2 separate regions of the Homo sapiens genome follow, and region 1 is linked to region 2. Evidence: read pairs that join two places in POLR2A ChIA-PET (ENCODE). Cell type or tissue: A673. All regions are shown on one strand. Links, peaks and the distances in the headings refer to the core of each region. The heading gives the core; the rest is flanking DNA.

What was found. Peaks named below come from ENCODE experiments on the same cell type or tissue, not always from the same donor. Only the 100,000 strongest peaks of a DNase experiment are listed, where the experiment ranks them.
Region 1: POLR2A ChIA-PET joins it to region 2 with 5 read pairs; 2 of 35 experiments call an interaction of 5 or more read pairs at or near these places.

Annotation. Positions count from the first base shown.
Region 1 is chr20:37,723,175-37,728,556 of GRCh38, forward strand. The region is part of intron 1 of CTNNBL1 (catenin beta like 1); the gene reads left to right. Among named protein-coding and RNA genes, the nearest start is that of CTNNBL1, 32 kb to the left of the region's middle. In A673, for the core only: no CTCF peak of the experiment used is centred there; DNase peaks (open chromatin) are centred at 3,387, 3,877 and 4,197; H3K4me3 peaks cover 1,219 bases; H3K27ac peaks cover 2,385 bases.
Region 2 is chr20:37,600,800-37,606,181 of GRCh38, forward strand. It overlaps the pseudogene GLRXP1. Among named protein-coding and RNA genes, the nearest start is that of LINC00489, 20 kb to the right of the region's middle. In A673, for the core only: no CTCF peak of the experiment used is centred there; no DNase peak of the experiment used is centred there.

The DNA.
Region 1 (5,382 bases), core at 297-5,296, 120 kb after region 2:
GGTGAGATGAATATATATTCAGGCTTTAACAAGGAATAATAATTTTTTGGTAGGAAAAATGGATTAAGTCTTTATGACTAGTGATTTAAATCGTACATCACATCCATCTTAGCTGTCAGCCAATCAGATTACAGATCATAAGTGAGACTGTTTGTAATTTTGATTTTTGATACATTGATATTTTCCCCTTCATTGTGAACATTGATAAAGACCATATTCTCCAGTAATTACTGTGGTCTTGTTGCCTGTAATTTGTTTTTAATTGGGAATAAATGGTGCTTCTCTTTTACATTTTGCAAAGACTCTGCTTTGGGATTTTGAGGAGCGCTTGATATCTTTTTTTTCCTCCAGAAAAAAAGGTAGTAGGTTGACATAATTAATTGATCTTTTTTTGAAGCCAGTCTTGCAAATTTGCAGAGGTGTAATATGTATTTATATTTGAATATCTGGCATTTTCACTCAGACATTTCCTAAAAATATGATGATGATAACACCTTTCATTGGTATAGCAATTTATAGTTTACCTAGGGCACCTTTGTAAGGTGTATTGTTTAATCATCACAACAACCCTTTGAGGTGGGTGGAATTTTCTGTCTCTGATTACTTTGATCTCTAATTATGAACTTTGGCTGATGATAGTTGCAGCATTAGAGTGTGAGCTGTTTCATTTGTGGTGCCTTAAGCAAATTTGCAAGGGAGCCCTGATGTTAACTTTGGCAGGTTTCATGCCTGCAAATATTGATTGAGCCAGAAGTCCTAGTTGTAAAATGTCACCAGTGAATGTGCAGCCAGTAAAGTCAAGGGAAAACTCATTACTGCAACTCATCTGTAACTTCTGGGTCAGGCCACTCACTACCATCTGGTAAAAATGAATGTTGAAAACTCCCTTTTATTCTGACAAAAGGTAATAAGAAGAGGTTAACAGCAGATGATTTCTGAGCATTTCAATTTGGTTAGACCAATGCATCCACAAGCGGGTTTGCGACGTTCCACATGTCTAATTATTCCAAGAGGTATTAGAATGCTTTAAAATTATGAAATTCCAAAATAATGGTAGGAAGGAATGTAATTATGTGTATACCCCCCTCTTCTCCTCTGTTGCCCCCTGTCTGACCTTCTTATTGAAAGTGTTTATTCTCGAAAAGGCATTGGGAAGGAAGAAATAAGAAGGATTGCTGTCTTGAAAAATGTAATTTTTTTTTTAAATGTGAGCGAGACTAGAAATGTTTTACATTTCCTTAAGGGGGGAAGTATTAGAAGTATTAGGAACCATGGAAGGAGAGTGTAAGTGGAAAGGTTTCTCCTCAATTGAATGAGCTTCCTAACTGAGTGATTCAAAGGTGGAGGGGGCACAGTTTAGGGAGGAGGTGAGTGTCTGGTCACTGGAGGTGTTAGGAAAGCCCTGGCATATGCCTGGGGAGAGATATGTTAAAAAGGATTCAAACTTAAGATAGATGACTGGGTGAGATCAAGGATGCCTGATGCCTGAACTGTCTCTAGAGCCTCAGAATTATTGCAAGAAGTTGTGGATCCAGATGTACACAAGCATTTTCCGAGAAATGAGTACATAATCTCTGTCTCCCCTCTCTTTATTTGTCAATGTGGACATTAAAACACAAATTCAATGAAAAGTATTACCAAATAATAGATAGTAATTTATTTGTTTGTTGTCATTGTGTCTTAATCATTGGGTACCAAAAAATGGAAGTCCGAGGGCGGGTGGTCCTGTCAATCTTTTTTTTTTTTTTTTTTTTTGAGACAGGGTCTCTCTGTGTCACCCAGACTGGAATACAGTGGCATGACCTTGGCTTACTGCAGCCTCCTGGGCTCAAGTGATCCTCTCACCTCAGCCTCCTGAGTAGTTGGGACTACAGGTGCGTGCCATTATGCTCGGCTAATTTTTTAAATTTTTTATAGAGACAGGTCCTCACTATGTTGCTCAGGCTGGTCTCGAACTCCTGGGCTCAAGTGAGCCTCCTGCCTCTGCCTCCCAAATTGTTGAGATTACAGGCGTGTGCCACTGCACCCGGTTGGTCTTGTCAAATATTTTGACATTAAAAAGGGACCCACATTTAAAAACCTAACTATTAATGGTCAGAGTTCTTTCCAACCTTGAGCCTCTTTGATTTTTTTTTTTTGAGGCGGAGTTTCACTCTTGTTTTCCCAGGCAGGAGTGCAATGGCGCAATCTCAGCTCACGGCAACCTCTGCCTCCCCAGTTCTAGCAACTCTCCTGCCTCAGGCTCCCCAGTAGCTGGGATTACAGGCACCCACCACCACACCTGGCTAATTTTTTATTTTTACTAGAGATGGGGTTTCATCGGGTTAGTCAAGATGGTCTCGAACTCCTAAACTCAGGTGATCTGCCTGCCTGCCTTGCCTCCCAAAGTGCTGGCATTACAGGCATGAGCCACTGCGCCCAGCCGCCTCTTTGATTTCTTAATCAAGTATGTCAGGAGAAATAGGGAGCTCAGTGTGTTGTTTTCTATGGGCCAAACTGCTCTGTACTTTAGGAACACAAGCCTTTAGGCTGGGCGCAGTGGCTCATGCCTGTAATTTCAGCACTTTGGGAGACCGAGGCAGGCTGATCATTTGAGGTCAGATGTTCGAGACCAGCCTTGTCAACATGGTGTAACCCCATCCCTACCAGAAATAAAAAAATGAGCTGGGTGTGCTGGCACGTGCCTGTAGTCCCAGCTACTTAGGAGGTTGAGACAGGAGAATCGCTTGAACCCTGGAGGAGGAGATTGCAGTGAGCCGAGATCGCACCACTGCATTCCAGCCTGGGTGACAGAGTGAGGCTCCGTCTCAAAAAAAGAAAAGAAAAGAAACATAGGCCTTTATGTACATGCATACATATATGCATAAATGTCTGTGTGAAAGAGGTTATTGTTCCCAGCTTATAGACTGAGAAAACTGAAGCGTAGAGGGAGTAACTTACTTTCCAGGACTGCTGAGTAGAGGTGCTAGGATTTGAATTTAGGAAAAATTGACTTCAAAACTCATTCTCCATACAGGATATCACCATTGCAAACAGGTTAGGAATCATTAACTCTAGCAATAATGAATTGAAAGCCTTTTCCTGTTGATGGTCGTTTCTAGTTATAGCCTGTCTAAAATAGCCACTAGTCTGTGTTCTTATATTTTAATAGTAGCTTTGTTTACTTATTTACTAGTGACTTCTTCAGGGTCCTCTTATTTTCTTTCCAGCCAGTTTTAAGTTAACATGGAGAAAAAGGAAAAGCACTATATTGGGATTTAGAAGCCTTGTGGTCTTGCTCACCATAGGCAAGTTGCTTAAACTCACTGGCCTCAGATTTCCCTATTCTATTAATATAAAGAGAGAGAGAGACTAGATTATCTCTTTCTCCTAGCTCAAATTACTAAGTCTTTCCTGTTGTTTGATATCTAGGAAACAGTACTTCATGCCCCATTTGGAAGATCATTTTCTGAAGTTAGCCAAGCTCCTAAGTTCTAGATGAAGAATTCTTGGTTTATTACAATGTTTAGAAGGTTTCCTTTGACTTTTTCCATTTTCTCATTAGAATTGGACATCTTTTTTCATAAAAGTACCTTTTACGAATTATCCCCTTTCTTAGCCAGGGAACTTGGAATGTTGAGCTATATTTAGACACACACACATGCACACATTTACACTTTTATATTCTGATACAAATGCGCTCTTCACATTAATACTTGCATTATGTGTTTTCATAATTTATCATAATGATACCATTATTGCTCATTATAGAAGTTCTCTTTTTTCCCCACTGCCCCCAAGCCTAATTGAGGTCGAGATAGCCCATAAATGTGATAATATAGATTGCGTGCTCAGAGGAAATGGGGTTGCTTTCATAGTGGAGTTTTAATTTAGGATTCGTTCTGGTGATGTAGCCTCTTCCTATGGTACATTACTTTGAGCTCAATATAACTGCATGTTCCCACAGCCCCTCATTATAGCTACAGCTTCTCACTGCTTTTTAATTAAAAAAAAAGAGGGAAAAATGAAACCCAAAGCTTAGGTTGGATATTGTCTGGGTACGCAGGGAGTATCCTAGGCAGATTGCTTATTTAATTTTTTTAACTCCTTCAAAGCTTTCATGAAGATGTCTTGATTTCTGTTTTCAGGGGCATGGATGGAGACACGCACACACACAGGCAATAGGCCTCAAGATTATTGGCGAGTAAAGGCATCTATCTATTATCGTGAAGCCTACTCTGAGCTTTGAGTGAGTGGGAATCCTTTATCCTAGAAAGGCTACCAGCTGTGTGGTTGGATGGTGGGAAATGCTTAGCTTTTATACCACTCACCACCTATTGGGAGTAAGGCAGGGAATTGTAGAAGATTGTAAAAACCCTTAAAGGCTGATGTTCAGAAGTTAAGAGTTAATCATTTTTTCTCTAGTCCTGTGGGCAGCAGAGGCAGAGAAATGACTTTATTAAGAACAGTTGCTTTTGTCATTCCTTCATCTTGAGGGATTCCAAATACCTTTCGGATACCAAAACAAATTAATCTCCAAAGGTGACTGGTAAGAATGGCTTAAGCCTCTGGGGATTGGTTGTGTAAGACACAGGGAGAGCTCAGCCTGAGCTGTTGACCTCTGTGACAGGCTGTGAGTGTTACATTCTTTTTGTGGATCAAGAGCCCTTTGGCTTCCCTTTGGTGAAATCAGTTTGACAGCTCTGAGCTTCTTCCCTGCTTACAATTCTTGTTTTGTTTTGTATAAGCAGTCACTCTCTCAGTGGTGACTATTGGGTAAATATAAATTAGGAAGTTTATTTCTTGGTCAGGGTGTTGAGTTAGCTTCATAATTTTTAGTGTGACTCTTTCACGAACAGACAGGACTTCAACTTTTTGCGTCCATATTTCACTCAATGTTGCTGGAAAGGCAAATCCATTTTAGCTTGTATCAGGGAGCTGGAACCCTTCAGATGGAAATCCCCTAGGCCTGTGCTGTTCAGTACTATAGCCACTGGCCTCATATGGCTGTTGAGCACATGAAATTGGGCCAGTCTGTATTGAGAAACACCATAAGTGTAAAATACATACCAGATTCCAAGGACCTAGTGTGAAAAAAAGAATGTAAAATAACAAATGAATAATTTTTTAATATAGATTACATGTTGAAATGATACTATTTTGGGTATGTTAGATTAAATAAACATATTATTACCTGTTTCTTTTTAAATGTGGCTACTAAAAAATTTAAATTACATCTGTGGCCTGTACTATATTTCAATTGAACACTGTTCTAGATTGTTAAGCTCTGATAACAAGGCAGTGTTTGTCTTGTTCACACTTATGTGCCCAGTACTCATCACAGTACCTCATATGGTTGGCACTTTGTTGAAGAAATGAATCCCAACTCTTATTATTCAGAGT
Region 2 (5,382 bases), core at 289-5,288:
GGGTTCCAGCAGGGTCAGTGGTTCCATTGGTGACCATGGGAGTGGCTCCTGCTCAATGGCAGTGGCAGCACCTGCAGCAGCTCAGTAGTGAGTGCTGGCCTGTGGGCCAAGCATGGAGTGTACCAGCTTCTTGATAATTGGGTGCCACCTTCTGTTCCTGTTTGCTCTTCTGCTTCTCCTAGCCAACAATTTTGTAATAAATTTTATGCATTCAGTCCCTCTCTGCTTGAAATATCTTAAGGGCCTTCTATTTCTCCAATGGGACAATGACCGATATACCTATATAACTTGGATAATTAGAAAGGTACAAAAAAGACCGTATGCTCACCTGGACATAAGTGCCATCTTTGGCAGCATTACTAGGAGTATAGTTCCGGGAGACCTAGGTGATATCTGGATTTCCTCTTTGCTGATGAGAGTCAACATGGAGGACAGTACTGGGCTGGACAAGATTCTGGGGTTCTCAGTAATCCTGAGTGGGCAGCTGGGCAGTATTGTAGCTGGTTAGAAGGTGCTATGTTTTAAGTATTTGCCCCCTTAAAACTCATGTTGAAATTTAATTCCAAATGTGGCAGTATTGAGAGGTGGGGCCTTTAAGAGGTGATCGGGTCGTGAGTGCTCTGCCTTCATAAATGGATTAATCCATTTATGGATTAATGGATTGATGGGCTAATGGATTAATGGGTTATCATGGGAGAGGGACTGGTGGCTTTATAAGAAGAAGGAGATCTGAGCTAGCATGCTCAGCCCCTTCTCCCTGTGATGTTCTGTGTCACCTTGGGTCCTTGTGAAGTGTCCCTATCAGCAAGAAGGCCCTCACCAGATGTGGCCCCTCGACCTTGGACTTCTCAGCCTCCATAACTGTAAGAAATAAATTCCTTTTCTTGATAAATTACTCAGTTTCAGGTATTCCGTTATAAGCAAAAGAAAATGGACTAAGATAGAAGGTGAGATTCTAAATCATCTTTTCTTATCTGAATTATGGAACCAGCCTCCTCACTGGTCACCCTGCCTCCAGCCTTGTCCCTTCCAGGTCATTTTCTTTTTGTTTTTTTCAATCTATAGGTATTTTTTTATTAGAAAATAAATTAAGCGTTCTCACTAGAGACTGAAGAAGGAAATTAACAATCTTACAATTCTAGAACAGGCAAACTTCATGATAAGGGATTCTTAGTTTTCAAAGTGTGGGGTGCTCTTTCGCAGATACACTCTTGGGGTGGGGGCTGTAAGTTTTCCTCAGATATTTTACATTTTGTGCTTTAATTCTTGTTGGTACTCTAAATCAAATAAATACACAGTGTTCAGGATTATCTGGATGGTCATCTTAAATAACAGCGTGTCCCACATAATCACAGCCTCTGCAATTATGCCTCTGATCCATGTGATACCAAGACCAACTAAGCTTAACTTTTCATATTTCTCCAATTGGGTCCTGAGACTCTTCACAGAATTGTTGAACATTTCCTATGAGATCTGTGAGAGGACAAGGTGGAGAACACTGGTTCAGAGCAGTGATTCTCAAGGCAGGATGGGATGGGGTGGGGTTGAGTGGAGAGATGCATGTAGTTTGAAAGAGCACATTCAAAATACCCACTAATTTAATAACACCAACTCCATAAAGTCAAGCAGCGAAATTATTTCAGCTAATGGGCAGTAGCAGAAAACCAACTGGATTCATCATTGTGGAGAAGGAGTCTGGATAAACATAGTTGAAAAACACCGGCTTAGAGGTAGGGGCATGCCAACACATGGGGAACAGTAAGAAATGCGTGCCAAAGAGAAAGAACAATTGAGGGTCAGTGAGCGAATCCTAGGCCAGAACTTGTCACAGTCTTTTGAAAACCAAAGAGCGCATCCAGAAGAAAACCAAGATGGTCCGTCAACCTTCTTGGCCCTGTGGTTAAGAACAAGTTGATCAACTTTCAAATACTGAGCCAAAAGAAGAAAAAAAGCTGTTTGTGCCCCCAAATTCATCCACCAAGAAGTGATGTCATCATTTGCAATGCCATCCAGCTCTTGAGGAGAGACATCAGCATGGGGCCTGCTCTGTGGTTACTGCAGGGCTCCAATCTGCTTTAGCCACGTCAGCAGTTCCCTGCTCTGTTACATAGTGACTAGATCACTGCATCCGCCTATACAATCTTTACCAATAAAGACTCGAGGCACCATTCTTGCTCCTGTGAGCTGTTTCAAATAATCTTGAATCTCGTTGGTGTGGTTAGTAAGCTGTGATATTGACAGCTACTACTACTACTTCCAGAAGCCCCTGTTTGATGGGCAATTGACTGAGGATCTCTTGGGTCTTCCAGCAGTATGGGCAGGTGGGGTTGATGAACACAACCAGCTTCCCAGGCTGGATTTTGCAGTTCACAAACTATTGAGCCATGCCAATGGGCTGTGGTCTCCCTGGGAGGAATCCTCAGTTGCAGGCATTGCTTGGGGTATTGAGCTTATTTATTTCCTTCTTTCCTTCCTTCCTTCCTTCCTTCCTTCCTTCCTTCCTTCCTTCCTTCCTTCCTTCCTTCTTTCCTTCCTTCCTCCCTCCCTCCCTCCCTCTCTCTCTTTCTCTCTTTCTTTCTCTTTCTTTCTTTCTTTCTTTCTTTCTTTCTTTCTTTCTTTCTTTCTTTCTTCCTTCCTTTCTTTGTTTCTTCCTTCCTTCCTTCCTTCCTTCCTTCCTTCCTTCCTTTCTTTCTTCTTTCATCTCACTCTGTTACCCAGGCTGGAGTGCGGTGATGCAATCACAGCTCACTGCAGCCTTGAACTTCTGGGCTCAAGCAATCCACCCACCTCAGCCTCCTGAGTAGCTAGGACTACAGGCATCAGCCACCATGCCTGGCCAATTTTTATATTTTTTATAGAGACAGGGTCTTGCCATATTGCCCAGGCTGGTCTTGAACTCCTGGGCCCAGGCAATCCTGTCTTGGCCTCCCAAAATGTTGGGATTACAGGCATGAGCCATCGCGCCTGGCCCCTCCCAGGTCATTTTCCACATATTGAACCGGAGGGTCTTTCAAAACCATTCCAATGAAGCACCCTCCCTGCTAACCCCTGTCCCAAATCAAGACCCGTCAGCAGCTCTCTGGTGCTCAAAATTATAAACTTGCTATTCCAGACCTTTCCTAACCTGGCCCCTATGGAACTCCCCAGCCTCTGCATGATCTCTCCTTGCCTTGCAGGTTATCATCTAGCTGCCCTGAATCACCTGCAGCCCCCTGAACATGCCATGCTCTATTTACTCAACTGATATTTATTAAGCATCCACTGTGTGCCTGACAGTGTTCTAGGCATTGGGGAATTGGCAGACGACAATTCAGGCCAAGTCTCTTCTTTCAAGAATCTCTCCTCCAGGCCTTTGTACATGCTGTTCCCTTTGTTCGGAATGTTCCTTCTGCCCCGTTTCCTATCCCTTTTTCTCCTTTCACCTTGGTATCTGCCATCTTCAGAGCTGAACTGAGGCAGCACCTGCTTAGGGAGTCTCCCTTGACCCCAACCCCAGACTGTTTGGATATTTCCTTTACGCTCCTACAACCCCCCGGCTCCCTGAGCTTCCTCTAACCCAAACATGGATCTCTGAATTGTCACTGTTGGTTTATACTCCTAGAGTATAGAGTTTAGAGCTCCTGGAGAGTGGGACCTTGTCTGATTTGGTGGGACCATGTCTGTGTCCCTAGACTTAACAGCGTCTGGCACGTGAATTTGTTGAATGAATGAACGAATGAATGAATAACCATGGACTACAAAAGCAGGAAACACTTTTTGGAGGGAAATGACCATGCAGGTCTTGAAAGGGGCACCCAAGATGGTTCCAAACAGATATCAGAGGACTCAGGGTCCTTGTTTCCTCTGGCTCCCATTATCCTCACCCTCAGCATCTGGTGCTTCGCGATCTACTCCTACTGGCCTCTCCAGCCCTATTTATGCTTTCTCAACCCAGATCCAGCCCTTTGAGCCAAGTAGGATTTCAGATTTGGGCTCAGCCAGATCCTGGCTGTGTAAACTTGGAAAATAACTCCACCTCTCTGTGACTCAGTTTTCTTACCTTTAAAATCATTTAGATCGGGGTCCCCAACCTTGGGGCCAAGGACTGGTACGGGTCCGTGGCCTGTTAGGAACTGGGCCGCATGGCAGGAGGTGAGTATCACCACCTGAGCTCCACTTCCTGTCACATCAGCAGCAGCATTTCGTTCTCATAGGAGCACGAACCACATCGGGAACTGTGCACGTGAAGGATCTAGGTTCTGTGCTCTTTATGAGAATCCAGTGCCTGATGATCTGAGGTGAAACAGTTTCATCTCAAAACCATTCCCCCACCCGACCACCATTCTGTGGGAAACTTGTCTTCTGTGAAACTGGTCCTTGGTACCAAAAAAAATTGGGGACTGCTGGTTTAGATGATCTCTGCTTCCCAGGGCTTTTGTGAAATCTCCAGGCAATAACCCATGTAAAGCACGAGCCTCAGGGCTGGGGCTGTAGTCAGCACTCAATGAGTGGGTGCTCTTATTGTTATTGCTTATGCTGAGAGCTGTAGGGAGCCATGGCAGCTTTCAGCAGAGGTGGGAGTCATGGGGTTGGATTTGCTCCTCAGATCTCCAGAGGGGGCTCTGGGGAGGACAACCTAGACAGGGCAAGAGAGAAATGGGCTGGTGCAGGCTGGTAATTTACACAGCTCTCAAAATCAGATCATTAATGCTTTTGGCCAACGGCTATTGTAAAAAATTTAGAGTAAAATAAAAAATACAATATAATCTTCAGAGTAAATTATAAAACACAAAGCAGAAACAAATTAGACAGGCAATACAATCTCATTGAAGCAAACCAGTTTTCCCAGGGACAACTCTGGGCTGGGTCAGAAACCACTGCTGCTGGGCCCCCATAGCACTGAACAGGTGACAGGAAGAGTCACAAACATATGTGTGGCTTCTAGGGACTTGAGTTTCCAGATTCACTCTCTCTTTTGTTTAAAAATCGATTAAAAAATTATTGCAATGCAGGGTGCAGTGGCTCACGCCTGTTATCCCAGCACTTTGAGAGGCAGAGGTGGGAGAATCACATGAGGCTAGGAGTTTGAGACCTGCCTAGGCAACAGCAAGACCTCATCTCTACAAAAAGTTTAAAAATTAGCCAGGTATGGTGGTGCATACCTTAGTCCCAACTATTCAGGAGGCTGAGCTGGGAGGATAACTTGAGCCCAGGAGGTCGAGGCTGCAGTGAGCTATGATTGTGCCACTGCACACAATTACATATTCAATTATTGCTAAAGACATAAGATGAAAAATCTCCCTCCCACCCCAGGCTGTCAGTCTCCCTTTCACCAATAATAATGTATTGTTTATTTCACCTGAAAATTCCCATTCCTTTGCAAGTCCAGATATACACAAATAA